Regions from separate parts of the Homo sapiens genome. Here region 2 is linked to region 1. A link is a contact called in ENCODE Hi-C data. All regions are on one chromosome and are shown on one strand. Each heading gives the region's core, a stretch centred on a gene start or an enhancer-like site at or near the end of the contact. The rest is flanking DNA. Distances are from core to core; before and after follow the strand shown.

Region 1 (7,339 bases), core at 4,252-6,751:
AGTGCCATGGGCGGTGGGATTTCTCTGATGCCCCCCAGCTCTGCTCCCTGCCTGGCTCGCCCCCTATCAAGGCTAAGGATGACTCAGGGCCCAGCCATCACCATAGCAACACGCGTCGCCTAGCAATGGCGGTCTCCCGGCAACGGTTGTCTCCTAGCAATGGGATATTTTCCTGGGCCCTGGCTGGAGCCCGGCAGTTATTTTTAGCTCCACAGCAAATCAGTCGGCAGCTGCATTTTCGGCTCCTTGAAGAGAGGCAAGGTGTGGGGGGGTGGGTCTCTCGGCAAAGGGAGGAAAGCATCCCCAAGATAGGAATCTTGCTGCCGTGGGCCCGGAGGTGCAGGCCTGTGGGTGGGCGAGGCCGGATCCTGCCTGTGCAGGGGGGCAGGTGGCCGGTGGAGGGGAGCCAGGGGTTGTGCAGGCTGCCTGGATGAGTCGGCAGCTAGGACTATGTCCTTGATGGGCCCCCAAGCACCCTGAGCCTCATAGGTCGGCTGGGTAGAGGGGACGCAGGCCAGTGCTCACAGCTGCACTATCAGAGCATGTTTCTGGGTGGCCCAGGGTCTGGCAGGCTCTTGGCACCCAGTGCCCCTCAGCTGTGGGAGCCATCTTCACTGTCCCAGACCCCAGCTCCACCCAGGGAGGGGGCAGCAGGGCGGCCGCAGAGCAGCACATTTGGCCAATCCCGTGCAGGGCTCAGCTGGGGACACAGGAGGCGCTGGCTTCAGGTCAGCCCACACCTCTCTCCTCGCTCCGCTGCCAGTGAACAGAGACACAGGCGGGGGTCTTGGCCTACGATCTGGCCCTTCTCTCTAGGCTTCCTCCCCATTTCCTGGGGGATCCTGTTCACCGGTGCGTCCAAACTCCCCAACTCCCTCAGGGCAGATGGGCTGGGTGGGGCCGGCCTTACCCGCCTCCCCTTTGCAGCAGGTCAAAGGCTCTGAGGCAGATGGAGCTTCAAGCAAACAAGGAGCCCCCAGGGCTCACCCTCTGTGGTTCCTGGTTTACTCGAAGTTCTGTCTGCCTCAGGGCCTTTGCCCCTCTTCTCCCCAGGGTTGGGGCTCCCTTCCTGCCCCCCCATCAACTCCCCTCGTCCTTGATGTTGCTCCCCCAGGGCCCCAGCCAGCCAGCTCCTGCCCTGGCCGTGACAGCTGCTATTCTGTGCCCGGCACTGTGGTGTCCCCAGCGGGTTGTTCGGCACTCCGTGGCGCAGCCACCTGTCCGCAGCCGCTCCCCTGCGGGACGTGGGCTGCCTGTGCCACGCACTGCTGGGGCCCAGCTCATGGCAAATGCAGCACTGGTGTCCTCCACGGGCCGGAACCTGTGTCTGGGGGGAGAACGCAGTGGCCGAAGGTGGGAACCATGTGGCAGTGACCAGGGTCTCGACCGCCCCCACCCCAGCACCCCCTCAGGCTGCAGCTCCAAGGGCCCTCTGGGCAAGACAGGAACAGAAACCAAGTCTCAGGCTTCGGGACAAGCTGTGAGGCTGGCCGCCCTGCCTTGGGCTGAGGGGCCTTGTGATATGGCGTCTGTGTTTGGCCACGGCCAGGCTGACCCGCAGGCGGGAGAGATGATTGTCCCAGACTCTGCACTCTCCAGGGGTGGCCTCACGCGCTAGGCCCAAGGTTTCTGAAACAAAGCCTCAGGGAAGTTCTTCCTTTTGTCTGACTTGAGTATGTCTTGCTGCTGTCGCGTTCTGACTTGGGTGGAAATGGAGAGAGGCCCCTTCTGGGGTTTCAGGGCACTCAAGGGTCTGGGGCTTGGGGCACTTGAGGGGGCCCCCAAACAGCACAGACAGCCACGGCATCACCTAAGCTTGGGGATGCCTTCCAGGCACTCCTCCGCCCAGCCACCCCCCACTTAGTCTGCTGGTATTTACTGAGCACCAGCACCCTGGCAAGTCGGGTCCTGTACCCATAGCAACTGAGGACAGACTCGGCCTTCCAGGCCCCTCCTGTAGGCAGCACAGCACTCACTGATGCCAGGTGCTTTCCTGGGTGGGGCCGGGGGCTGTGAGGAAAAGGGGTGTGTGTCCAGGGCTTCTCCTGTGGGTGGCTGCATTGGCACCGGATCCCCGGAGATGAGGCTGGGGAGGAGGCAGGGACGCCCGGGGTTGAGGCGTCAACTCGGGGCCAGGCATGTGCCATTCCAGACCAGGTCACCCCAGGAACCCCTCCCTCCAACCACAGACACTGGCCCCTCTCTGGAGGAGGCCTGGGGAGAAGTCCGGGGCCCAGGCTGTCAGGAGGGTGTCTGGGGCTGACCCTCACGCCGCCACCAGAGGGCGCCTGGAGCCCACCGTGCTGACCCGGGGACCGCCAAGCGGCAGCAGCCCTGGACGGCTGGGTGGCTGCAGCGGCCGACCCGTGTGCCTCTCCCCACCTCTGCGAGCACCTCATGTGCTCAGCCCCAGGCCGAGTCTACCCTTTAACCTTTACGATTTTTATATTTTATTTATTTATTTTTTAATTTTTATTGAGACAGGGTCTCTTCTGTCGCCCTGGTTGGAGTGCAGTGGTGCAATCACAGCTCACTGCAGCCTCACCCTCCTGGGCTTAAGCAATCCTCCTGCCACAGCCTCCCAAAGTGCTAAGACTACATGCATGAGCTGCTGCACCCAGCTAATTTTTGTAGTTTTAGTGGAGTTGGGGTTTCAACATGTTGGCCAGGCTGGTCTTGAACTCCTGATGTCAAGCGATCATCCTGCCTCAGCCTCCCAAAGTGCTGAGATTACAGGCAGGAGCTGCCACACCCGGCCTTAATTTTTATGTAATTAATTAATTAATTTTTATGAGACAGACTCTCACTCTGTCACCCAGGCTGGAGTGCAGTGGCCTGATCTCAGCTCACTGCAACCTCCACCTCCCGGGTTCAAGCGGTTCTCCTGTCTCAGCCTCCCAAGTAGCTAGGACTGCAGGCGTGCGCCACCACGTCCAGCTAATTTTTGTATTTTTAGTAGAGATGGGGTTTCACCATGTTGGCCAGGCTGGTCTCGAACTCCCGACCTTGTGATCTCCCTGCCTTGGCCTCCCAAACTGCTGAAATTACAGGTGGGAGCCGCTGCGCCTTGACAATTTTTATTTTTAATTGTAAGATATACATCATAACATCTACCATTTTACCCATTTTAAAGTGTGCAGTTCCGTACTGTTGAGTACATTTGTGTTGTGTAATCAAGCTCCTGAATTCTGTCCCCATTAAGCTCCAATCCCTCATTCCCCTCCCCAGCCCCTGCTCCACTTTCTGTCCTCATGACCGTGACTACTCTAAGGTGACTCACAGAAGTGGAATCCAACAGTGTTTGTCCTTTTGTCTCTGGCTTATTTTGCTCAGCGCATAAGCCTCCAGGCTCATCCAGGCTGTAGCGGGTGTCAAGGGACCAGAACTTCATTCCTTTTTATGGCTTAATAATGGACCCACCGCCAGGGGGTGCCGTGGCTCATGCCTGTAATCCCAACACTTTGGGAGGCTGAGGTGGGCGGATCACCTGAGGTCGGGAGTTCAAGACCAGCCTGACCAGCATGGAGAAACCTCGTCTCTACTAAAAATACAAAATTAGCCGGCATGATGGCACATGCCTGTAATCCCAGCTGCTCGGGAGGCTGACGCAGGAGAATCGCTTGAACCCAGGAGGTGGAGGTTGCAGTGAGCCAAGATCGCGCCATTGCACTCCAGACTGGGCAAAGAGCGAAACTCCATCTCAAAAAAAAAAAAAAAAAAAAAAAAAAAAAAGAGGCCGGGCGCGGTGGCTCACATCTGTAATCCCAGCACTTTGGGAGGCCAAGGCGGGCAGATCACGAGGTCAGGAGATCGAGACCATCCTGGCTAACACGGTGAAACACCCTCTCTACTAAAAAAAGAAAAAATACAAAAATTTAGCCGGGTGTGGTGGCGGGCGCCTGTAGTCTCAGCTGCTCGGGAGGCTGAGGCAGGAGAATGGCATGAACCCAGGAGGCAGAGGTTGCAGTGAGCCGAGATCGAGCCACTGCACTCCAGCCTGGGCGACAGAACGAGATTCCGTCTCAAAAAAAAAAAAAAAAATGGACCCACTGCACTTGCTTGTCCACTCAGCTGCAGACAGGCCTTTGGGAGTCTTCCACCTTTTGGGGATTGTGATGGCTACTTCTGACCTGCACCTCGCCCAGAGCAAGGGGCTGGCCGAGCCCAGTAGGCGCCTTGTTCCTGTTTGGCCTGGGAGGGCCCTGGGGTTGAGGGAGGGCCTGGTCAGTGGGATCCAGCCTCCCACTGCCACTGAGCCATCTGGCCTCATCTGTCCGACTGCCACTGGTGAACTCATCTGTCCACCATGAGTTTCGAGCGCCGGGTGGCAGGAGGTTTGGGGGCAGGGGACGGAATGTTCACATCTTCAGGCTGCACAGTCTATGCTGGTCCTTGCAGTCCCCGGCTAAAGCTTCTGTCGTCCGTAAGGGGTTCAGTATGTAGTGGGACCCCTTTGCTTGTGCCTTAGGCCTTCTGTGATCTGACCTGTCGTCCCCACCCACCACCCATGCCCTGGGGTTTCACTGGGCTGCCAAGAGCTCCTTCCTCAGGCCCTTGACCCAGGCTGTCTGCTCTCCCCCATTCTCTTCCTGTCCACCTGGCCAGCCACTGCCCACTTCCTCCCATCAGGCCAACTCAGCAGTCCCGGATGCTGGGAATCCCACACTGCTCCAGCCTGAGGCTACAGTGTGTTTGCGAATCGCCTGTTTCTGCTTGTTTCATCTTGGTGGGGGCTGCTCCTGTGGCCCAGGGGTGTCCTCCCAGCTCCTGTGTCTCCACGTGCTGCAGGCCTGCAGGGGTGCCCGTGGCTGCTCCATTCACGCCCCTCCAGGAGCCCCGTCTGGCCCGGGGTCGGTCATCCGGCAACTATGGGGTGCCGCTAGGTCTGAGGAAAGGGGCCTAAGCCTGCGGGCTGCGCGCTCTTCAGCAGGACCCCCTCCTGCAGACGGCCTTACCAAAACCCGAGGCCTGGCCCCGCTCCAAGGCGCAGCCCCCAGGCCAGGCCTTCCCCGCCTCTGGAGTCATGACCCCTCTCCTCTGGGGCTCCACCGGCCTCTGGTCAGCAGGACCGGACCTGGTTGGGAGGGATGTGGCCAACAGGCCCAGGTCCCAGTGTTAGGAAGGAGCAGGCCCGGCCGCCCGCGAGGCGGAACCACCAGGTGGGCCACCTTCCCTACCGCCACCCCGAGGTTCCAGTGGACATCAAAACCTCGGCTCCATCAGAGGCTCCAGGACTCCGATCGGGACAGCGCGGGGGGCGAGGCCAGGGTGAGGGCGCGGCGAAGGAGAGACGCACAGCGCGGGGCGGGCAAGGAGCCTCCCTTCCGCGCCAAGGCCCCCCCCAACCCTCGAGGCGCTTGGACCGTGGGATAGTCCTCCGGCGGCGCCCGAGCTCCGGCCCCGCCCCCGCTCCGCCCCGCGCCTGCTATTGGCGGAAAGTTCCGGGCCGCGCCGCGACTGGCCGACACGCCGCAGGCCCCGCCCCCTTCCCGACCCGCTCCAAGGCGGCCCCGGCGCTGGGGCTGCGCGGCAGGCGGAGCGGCCGCGGGCTTGGGGGCTTCGCCGGGGCCGGGCGGCCGGCGCCCCCGGCTGCTCCCGCCGCCGCCCGGACCCGCGCCCCGCCGGGGCAGCGGTGGTGAGAGCCCCGACTCCCCGGACGCCGCCCGCCGTGCCATGGGGTTCCCGGCCGCGGCGCTGCTCTGCGCGCTGTGCTGCGGCCTCCTGGCCCCGGCTGCCCGCGCCGGCTACTCCGAGGAGCGCTGCAGCTGGAGGGGCAGGTACGGTCCGGGGGGCTGTCCCCGCACTTAGGACGGGGTGCGCTGCGGCTAGGACCCCCCAGGCGCCCCTCGGAGCGCGCAGAGCGCTGGGCCGGTTTCCCCATCCGCGAGGCGGCCTCGGGAGGGAGCGGGGGCTGCGCCGGGCGGGGACCCGCCCCCGTCTCAGCGCCCCGTCCCGTCCTGTCCCCAGCGGCCTCACCCAGGAGCCCGGCAGCGTGGGGCAGCTGGCCCTGGCCTGTGCGGAGGGCGCGGTTGAGTGGCTGTACCCGGCTGGGGCGCTGCGCCTGACCCTGGGCGGCCCCGATCCCAGAGCGCGGCCCGGCATCGCCTGTCTGCGGCCGGTGCGGCCCTTCGCGGGCGCCCAGGTCTTCGCGGAGCGCGCAGGGGGCGCCCTGGAGCTGCTGCTGGCCGAGGGCCCGGGCCCGGCAGGGGGCCGCTGCGTGCGCTGGGGTCCCCGCGAGCGCCGGGCCCTCTTCCTGCAGGCCACGCCGCACCAGGACATCAGCCGCCGCGTGGCCGCCTTCCGCTTTGAGCTGCGCGAGGACGGGCGCCCCGAGCTGCCCCCGCAGGCCCACGGTCTCGGCGTAGACGGTGAGTGGCGGTCTGGTTGGGACAGGGTGGGAGTCCCGAAGTCTTACCCTGCCTGGGCTTGGCGGGAATGTGCCTTGTCGGCCCCACTGCAGAAGGAAAAAGTGAGCTACAAGGGTTGGATGGGCTTGTCAGGCCACACAGCCTGGGACTGCTGGGGAGGGATGGCCTCCCCGCCCTCCCTTCCCGATTCATCTCTGGAAAGAGCTGGCAGGGGCAGAGTGGAGGGAAGGGGAGGCCGGGCCCAGCAATCCTGGGCCTCTGGTCCCTGAACGGTTGGGGGAAGAGATGGTGGGGACAGAATCGAAGCCTCCGGCCAAAGCTGTCCGGGGCTCCCTGGCCCAGCGGTGACCTCTCTCCCCTCCCCCAGCCCAACCAACAAAAGTCCAGTGTGCAGCCCGGTCACCATGGAGACGCCGCTCGCCTCCCTGCAGGGCACCAGGCCCAGCTCTTGCTTGGCTCTCCTGGAGCTTGGCGCCTGACCCTGAAAGGGATGGGCTCTCGCTATTCTGCCCCCTGGCCCTGGGCCAGGGACCCCAGACCACCCTTCCTCTGCCCCCACTTCCTATCACCCTAGCTGGGCTGCTGCTCTTCAGACCTCAGATCCGGGAAACTAGAGGGGTCCCAGATGCTGGGGTGCATATGTCAGATGGGAGTGCAGGAGGGCGGCCCAGGACAGCTGATCGCTAGGCATGGCCCCCAGGCCCACGTCTGTGTGCATTCCTGCCTTGGAGGTACGCGCCTGCAAGTGTGTTTCCTGAGTACAGGTGTCGCCGAGGGCGTGCACATCTGCTGTGTAGCTCTCTGGGACCCCCAGGTGCCATCAGGCCCTGAGCGTGGGCTCTGCTCATTTGCCTGCTGCCTCCTGCCGCTTGTGCGGACAAGGGACGGGGCCTGGGGTGATGCCGGGAGAGGGCAGGGCCTCTCCTCACCACCCCCTCTGCATGCCAGGTGCCTGCAGGCCCTGCAGCGAC
Region 2 (7,339 bases), core at 3,160-5,659, 210 kb after region 1:
TGGCCCCGGGACACCAGGTGGCCTTGTCTGTGATCCGCCCACATGCAGAGCCCCAGACCCCACTTCTCCATGTCTCTGGCCACGGGGAAAACATCTTTTGTGACCATGTTTGAAAAAGCTTCAGAGGGACAAGTGCAGGCTCTGCCACTGAGGCCTGCGGCCTTGGGATGCCTCGTTGGCTCCCTGGCAGCAAATGAAGGTATGTCAGGAACACCCCTCTCCTGGCAACTAGCCACCTCCCGGGTGTCCCCTCGCAGATCCTCTGAGTGTTGAGCTCCGGGTCTGTTATGGCCATTGCTCTGCACAGCCAGCTCTGGGATCCCCTGAATATTGAGCTCCGGGTCTGTTACGGCTATTTCTCTGCGCAGCGAGCTCTGAGAGCATGAGTACTGCTCAGCGTCGGGGATGGAGACGCCACCCAGGGGCTGCCATGCTGCAAACTCATCTTGAAGGCAGAGCTAAAGTCACGTGTATGGGGCCATCTGCAGCCCAGCACACAGAAGCAATCCTGTGGGGAACCAGGCCCAAAGCCACTCTCATGCCGGTACCATGGGGGACGGGTCACCACCATCTCACCTCCCCCAAGCACATGGGCAACACACAGCCATGGTGTGGCCACGCAGAGCACATGCTGCGCAGGCCCACGTGAAGAAATGCCACACGTGTGCACTGCGGGCGGGCACAGGCCCACGTGAAGAAATGCCACATGTGTGCACTGCGGGTGGGCGCAGGCCCACGTGAAGAAATGCCACACGTGTGCGCTGCGGGCGGGCGCAGGCCCACGTGAAGAAATGCCACACGTGTGCGCTGCGGGCGGGCGCAGGCCCACGTGAAGAAATGCCACACGTGTGCGCTGCGGGCGGGCGCAGGCCCACGTGAAGAAATGCCACACGTGTGCGCTGTGGGCGGGCGCAGGCCCACGTGAAGAAATGCCACACGTGTGTGCTGCGGGCAGGTGCCGTTCTAGGGGCTTGTCCAGGCCCGCTGACCCCTCCGGCTCACTGGAGATGACCAGGCAGGGCTGCCCTCCCCTAAGAGACATGCCTGCCCCCGTACCGGGGCTGTTTGCAGGGGTGCTGGGAGGTCCTGATGTCAGCCCCACCCCAGAGGTGTCCCAGGGGACAGGAGTACTGCTGTGCTCGCCCGGCACCCCCGGCCTCCTCCTGACCGTGGGCTCCTTCCCTCCTCTGGGATTGACCAGGCTGTGTCTGGAGTGGACTGCAGCTCCCTGGCCTGTGGTCACCCAGAGCCAAGCTCTGCACAGGAACCTCCAGAACCGGCCTGAGCTTCACAGCTGCGTCTGCCCGCTGGCCATGTCTCACGTCCTGAGGACGTTTCACAGGAGGGCCGCCCTTCTGCTGCCCGCAAGACATACAGGTGCAGAGCTGGGGACATGGCGTCGGGACGTGGCGCGGGGCGGCTGGCTGGGTTAAACCAGAGATCAGATGGCAAATGGGAGGGCATTTTCTAGTAACCAGACATCTCTGAAAGTGCTGGTTAAGGGCTTTCGTGCTTTAGATAAAATTACGTTAACTGCACGCTCTCAGTTATGAGGAATTTCGTGGACTGTTACATATTTTAAGGCTGTCCGTGGGCGCTGCCGAGAAACAGGAAGTGGCCTCAGTGACCCCTGCGCCCGGCCGCGCGGCTTGTTCGTACTTGGTTGCCGTGACAACCAGACTTCCTAGCCCCAGGTGTCCCTGTGGCTCAGCTCTGTGCAGGTGTCACCAGCTCTTGGGAAACAAATCCGCAGTAATGACCTTAGCTATCTTTATTGGTTTTGGATAAATACGAAAATGCTTCCCGTCCACGGAAATTAGACTTCGCGGCAAAGAGTGTTTAGGATTAATGTGTTCCAAGTATTTCACCTAAGTCAGGCTGGTGGGCACCACACCTGACCATTTCTTTGTCTTTTGTGTCCCGGGCATGAAAAATGGCTGAAGTGTGCCGAGCCTCCAAGGGACTCATGAGACCCCAGAAAAGTGCTGGCCATCGTGGGCTGCGGGGACGTTGTGCCCACGGAGCTGTCCTGGGTCACGGGGTGTGCCTCAAGGGCCCCGGCCCTTCAGGCCTTGAGGCACTCAAAGGCAGCCTGCGTGGCTGAGAAGCACATTTTAAATCACATTTAACTTTGGTTCACTTGGATGTGAATTTAAGTGACCACGCGGGGCCGACGTCCCGGGGCGCACCCCGACTCTCACGCGGGGCCGGCATCCCGGGGCGCACCCCGACTCTCACGTGGGGCCAGTGCCCTGGGGTGCACCCTGACTCTCAGCCAGTCCTGGGGTGGGCGCCTGCTCAGAGACACCTGTGGGATGTGGGTCTCACTCCCGAGTAGCGGTGGGACGAGCTCTCGGCACCTGCTCCTCCCACGGGGCCTCCTGGGCTGGAGCCCGCACAGCACAGTAGCATCCACATCCCTGCTGTGACACCTGTGTGGGCAGTCGGCATGTCGGCGTGGACTCCCAGGCTGCAGAATCAGGTGTTCCCCTCACCACACAGTCTCGGGGGACAGTCTGTTTTCACTCGCGGCTTTTCCAGACCCTCCCCTGACACTCGGCAGTCGGCGTTTCCAGGTGTGCTCAGTGTGGCCAACAGGCACGATCCACCCCACGTGGAGGGTGGTGTGTCCAGGGGCTATGTGAGCTCACACACTCACAGGGAAGGAACGTGGGGGTTGGCACACCTGAGAAGTGGGCGGGAATCACCCCACATGCCCGCGGCAGGGGGCAGGGCAGCCCTGTGGCCTCTGCTTCATCTCTGTCAGGACCTATGGTGGACACACACAGCTCCTGCCCCACCTTCATCACTGCTGAGCCCCCCTGGGAAAGCTCATATCTCCAGCGCTCGCGTGAGGACAGCAGTGCCGGCAGCACCAGGGCACAGGCCCCACAGACAAGGGGCCCGGAGGCCGCTGGGGGCATTCCACCCACAGACCCGCTCTGGACAGTGTGCGCCCTCAGAGGCAGGGAGGGCGTCTGGACCGCAGTCTCATGTGGGTCACTCTTGGGGGCCTCGGGCAGCAGCAACTGAAGGAGGCAGTGATGACCTCAGGCCCACGTCCTGGAGGTCTTGGGGAGAAAGACAGGAAGTGTTTTCCTAGAAACACTGGTGTGCAGAGAGGACTGGGTTTCAGCTACATCATGTGGCAGGGCCGCCCTGGGAGGAGCCTCACGGAGACCCACAGACAGAACGTGGGGGTGAGGGTGAAGCAGCCAGCATCCACAATGGGCTCCCCACCCCACAGCTCCGCCCCGGGACCCCCTTCCTCCGAGGCAGTCAGGCTCCTGCCCCCGGCACCATCCTTCCGGCCTCGGTCAAGACTGCCCGGACACCACCTCCAGGGCCTTGCTGGACAGGACATCCACACTGGCCCCAGCCTGTCGGCCCCCAGCACAACATCTGCACCGGCCCTGGCCCGTCGGCTTAGCCCCCAACACGACATCCACAATGGCCCCAGCCTGTCGGCTCCCAACAGGACATCCACACCAGCCCTGGCCCGTCAGCTGGGCCCCCAACAAGACATTCACACTGGCCCTAGTCCGTCGTCCCCCAACATGACATCCACACTGGCCCTGGCCCGTTGGCTCGGCCCCCGACACGACATCCACACCGGCCCCAGCCCGTCAGCCCCCACAGCACGCACTGCATGTCCACATTCCCCTCTCTACACACCACACCCCAAGCGCTGGCTCCACACGGACGCAGGAAAGCATCAGGACCGGAAAGCACAGGAAAACGTGCTTGCCAGGCAGGCGGGCTGGAGAGCTGAGCAGAGACACAGAGCCTCGGAGGAAGGCCAGGCCCACTCCAGAGCAAGAACTAAAATCTCCAGAGCACAAATGCCCCTGGCTGAGCTCAGCAGCAGAGTGAAGAACGAAAGAAAAGGCAGTGAACACGAAGACATAGCAGCCACAGTGACTCATTCTAGAGATGAGAGGCTTTTAGAAAACACCACACAGAAGCACAGGGCCCAGGAGCTCGTGGAAGGCAGGGAGAGGCCTGATGTCCATGTCCGTGGAGCCACAGGAGAGGAGAAAGAACATGGGGCAACCCCCCCAAATATTGGCAAAAATTATCCAAATTTGGTAAAAAGTAGGCATATCATAGTCAAGAAACTGGCAACGGAAGATAAAATCCCCAAAGCCATCAGAGAAACATAACACGTTACACTGGAACGTCAGGAATGATAGTCGACTTCCCGTCCAAAACGAGGGACAGATGGAGAGAGGGAGCCAGGCGCGGATCCTTCCCCAGGGGCCCCTGCATGCCCAGAGCAAGCATCTGCAGGCATCTCCAGCAGCAAAGGACACCGCTGTTCTCCCCGGGGAGCTTCAGTGTCATCAGAGCCTGAAGGAGGAAGCAACTCGGCACCACGTGGCCCAGAGCAGGCTCGTGAGCTGGCCTCGGTCAGCAGGTCGCCTGGGTCTCTGTCTCAGTGCTCAGCAGGGCGAGGACAGGACAGAACGGGCCCCATCACAGACTGCGCTTAGAAGGAACTCAGTAAAACAAAGACCATTTTCTTCTGGAGGCAACTCAAGGAGGTAAGACTGTGAGTCAAGCGCCTTGGAGGATAAGAAGTCCAGGTAAGTAGAAGGCAGGAGGAAGCTTCCCTAATATCACCTGCAAATCTGCTTCCACTGGGGCATTCTGTTCCCCTTTTCAGACAGCGCAGAGCCCTCCTGCGGTGAACAGTCGCCATAGCCCTTCTTGAGGGGCTGCTGGGTCCAAGACCTCCTGGGTGGGCACACGGACCTGCGCTCCCTGCAGAGACGTGGACAAGGCAGGCCCTGTGGAAAGTTCACCCGCCAGCCAGGCACCGGCACAAAGCCAAACCCCCCGGCGGAGTGTGTGGGGGCAGGGACAAAACGCTCCACGCGTTCTCACAGGGACTCGCCCTTAGAACAAGACAGCTGTATCTCTGTACAAATGCGGGCGGTGACGAGTGGGGATGACGGGACTTTCTGGGGTGACGGCCACTCCCTATACCTTGATGGGGCTCGTGCAAGTTCTTTATGGAGGGAAAGACGCAGTGTGCGGTGAGTTCCAGCTAATGATGTGGGAAGCATTGACACCAGCCCCACCCTGATGTGCGCTGAAGCACCGACGCAGGGACGGGGGACACGGGCGAGGAGACCCACTACGTAACAACGCAGCAAACCCCGTGAACAGAACCTACGGCATCCAGGCGGTCCCCGTGCGGGTTTTACTATACAATTCTTAGGAGAAAAACAAAGGTTAAAAGGTTTGAAATGTAAAAAAGATTGACTACATAGAAAATTTAAAAACAAAACATAAGTAAGAGAATCTACAGAAATAGGCTTAGCCGCTGAGAGGTGTTAGCAAGGTCTGGGCGGAACATTAAAAATCCTGTGAGTGGGCCTGGAAACCAGCGTTCCCCCACAGCTGAGGAGTAAGGGGAGAGAAGCAGCTGTTTATCCCAGATGAGGTCCAGAGAGACGCATTCCAAGCAGCCAACACGGGACAGAGGCGATGAGGGAGGGCGGCCTGGACAGAAAACTTCCAGGCAGATCGGGGCACCCTGTCTCGCAGGCCCAGCCATGCTCCTTGGCAGCAACCACCCAGGGGCTTTCTCACAGGCAGACCAGGGCAGCCTCTGGTCCCTGCACAATCTCGCCTCCGATGCAAGGTGGGAGAAGGCAGCCACCTCCCGAGGGGGGCCACAGAGGGGGTTCTGATCCAGCTGTGAGCTCTCACCCCCAGCCCACAGCGACTGGTAGCCAGGTAGGCAGAATGGCAGGCAGAGCGGCCACTGGGGAACTGATCCAGCAGGACCTGAAGCAGGGAGACAGCACACGGGCGTCCACCTAACGTGGCCAGCCCTTGTGTGGACAAACAGCTGAGAAAAGGCATTACTAACATGGACGTGAAGAAAGTCGCCTCGGTTTTTGGGTGTGATGTGGTGTTGGTGTCGTGTTGTTGCGAAGGCCCTGTCTGAAAGTCGCCTCGGTTTTCTGGTGTGATGTGGTGTTGGTGCGTGTTGTTGCGAAGGCCCTGTGTGAAAGTCGCCTGGGTTTTCGGGTGTGATGTGGTATTGGTGTCGTGTTGTTGCGAAGGCCCTGTGTGAAAGTCGCCTGGGTTTTCGGGTGTGATGTGGTGTTGGCGTCGTGTTGTTGCGAAGGCCCTGTGTGAAAGTCGCCTGGGTTTTCGGGTGTGATGTGGTGTTGGCGTCGTGTTGTTGCGAAGGCCCTGTGTGAAAGTCGCCTCGGTTTTCGGGTGTGATGTGGTGTTGGTGTCGTGTTGTTGCGAAGGCCCTGTGTGAAAGTCGCCGGGGTTTTCGGGTGTGATGTGGTGTTGGTGTCGTGTTGTTGCGAAGGCCCTGTGTGAAGGTCGCCTGGGTTTTCGGGTGTGATGTGGTGTTGGTGTCGTGTTGTTGCGAAGGCCCTGTGTGAAGGTCGCCTGGGTTTTCGGGTGTGATGTGGTGTTGGTGTCGTGTTGTTGCGAAGGCCCTGTGTGAAAGTCGCCTGGGTTTTCGGGTGTGATGTGGTGTTGGCGTCGTGTTGTTGCAAAGGCCTGTCTTCAGGTGTACGAGGAGGCATTTCCAAATGCAGGAATGTGATGCCTGGGATCTGCGTCATGGCAAAACAGCAGGGGCAAGGAGTGTGGGGCGGATGTGGCAGCTGCTAACACTGGCACGGTGCACTGTGGCCTACGAGGGTCCCCAGCTGTCCACAGTTCATTCCTCCCCATTGCGTGGCTTCCTGAACAGCCATGTATTTCCTAACTCTGCCGGCTGAGGGGCTGAGAAGCTGCAGCACCCCAGTAGTAACGGGCACCCCAGCACCCACGTCTTGGTCTCTAAACACCTTCCCCACTAAAGCATCAGGCTTCTCAGGGAAGCCAATAGTCCCGGCTACTCAGGAGGCTGAGGTGGCAGCACAGCTTGAGCCCAGTAGGTTGAGACTAGCCTGAGCAACAGAGCAAGATCCCAGCTCTAAAAAAGAGAAATCCTCCCTAAGAGCACTGCTTTAGAAGGACGTGGAGGAGGGGCTGTGGACTCTGAGCCTTACCCTCAATACAATGAGGTCACCTGCTCCTGGGAACCATCTTAGGATCCCTGGAATGGGCAGAGGGACAAACTCATCAGTGGCCCCCAATCTGGCAGAGTTAACCTGCCCCACAATCTCCAAATCCAGAGGCCTACAAAGCATCTGCTCCAAGCAGTAACAATGAGGTCCTGAGCGGAAATCTTCACAAAGTGGAGAGAAAAAACTGATGGATTGTCCAATGTGTTTGATTCTGTAAAAACAACAGTATTGGAAAGGGTTGACCAGTTGTGCTGGTAAAGTTGGAACAAATGAGTGAGATATGATCAGAG

What was found. Hi-C counts contacts between places; a loop is a spot of excess contacts on that map.
Region 2: a map of chondrocyte shows a loop between it and region 1 (4-fold over the local background). The contact joins the promoter of LMF1-AS1 here to the promoter of METRN in region 1. A Hi-C loop is called at or near these places in 1 of 168 maps with a recorded cell type or tissue (chondrocyte).

What each region holds. Positions count from the first base shown.
Region 1 is chr16:709,617-716,955 of GRCh38, forward strand. It overlaps METRN (meteorin, glial cell differentiation regulator), which reads left to right and starts at 5,502. Exons shown (of 4, transcript NM_024042.4): 1 at 5,502-5,777; 2 at 5,968-6,368; 3 at 7,317-7,339. The coding sequence starts at 5,674. RefSeq lists silencers at 2,244-2,373, 5,261-5,570, 5,671-6,100, 6,201-6,260 and enhancers at 4,518-5,116, 5,715-6,312, 6,313-6,910, 6,911-7,339.
Region 2 is chr16:916,624-923,962 of GRCh38, forward strand. LMF1-AS1 (LMF1 antisense RNA 1) reads left to right here and starts at 4,410. Exons shown (of 2, transcript NR_110946.1): 1 at 4,410-4,544. All of the region lies in intron 3 of LMF1 (lipase maturation factor 1), which reads right to left. RefSeq lists an enhancer at 1-349.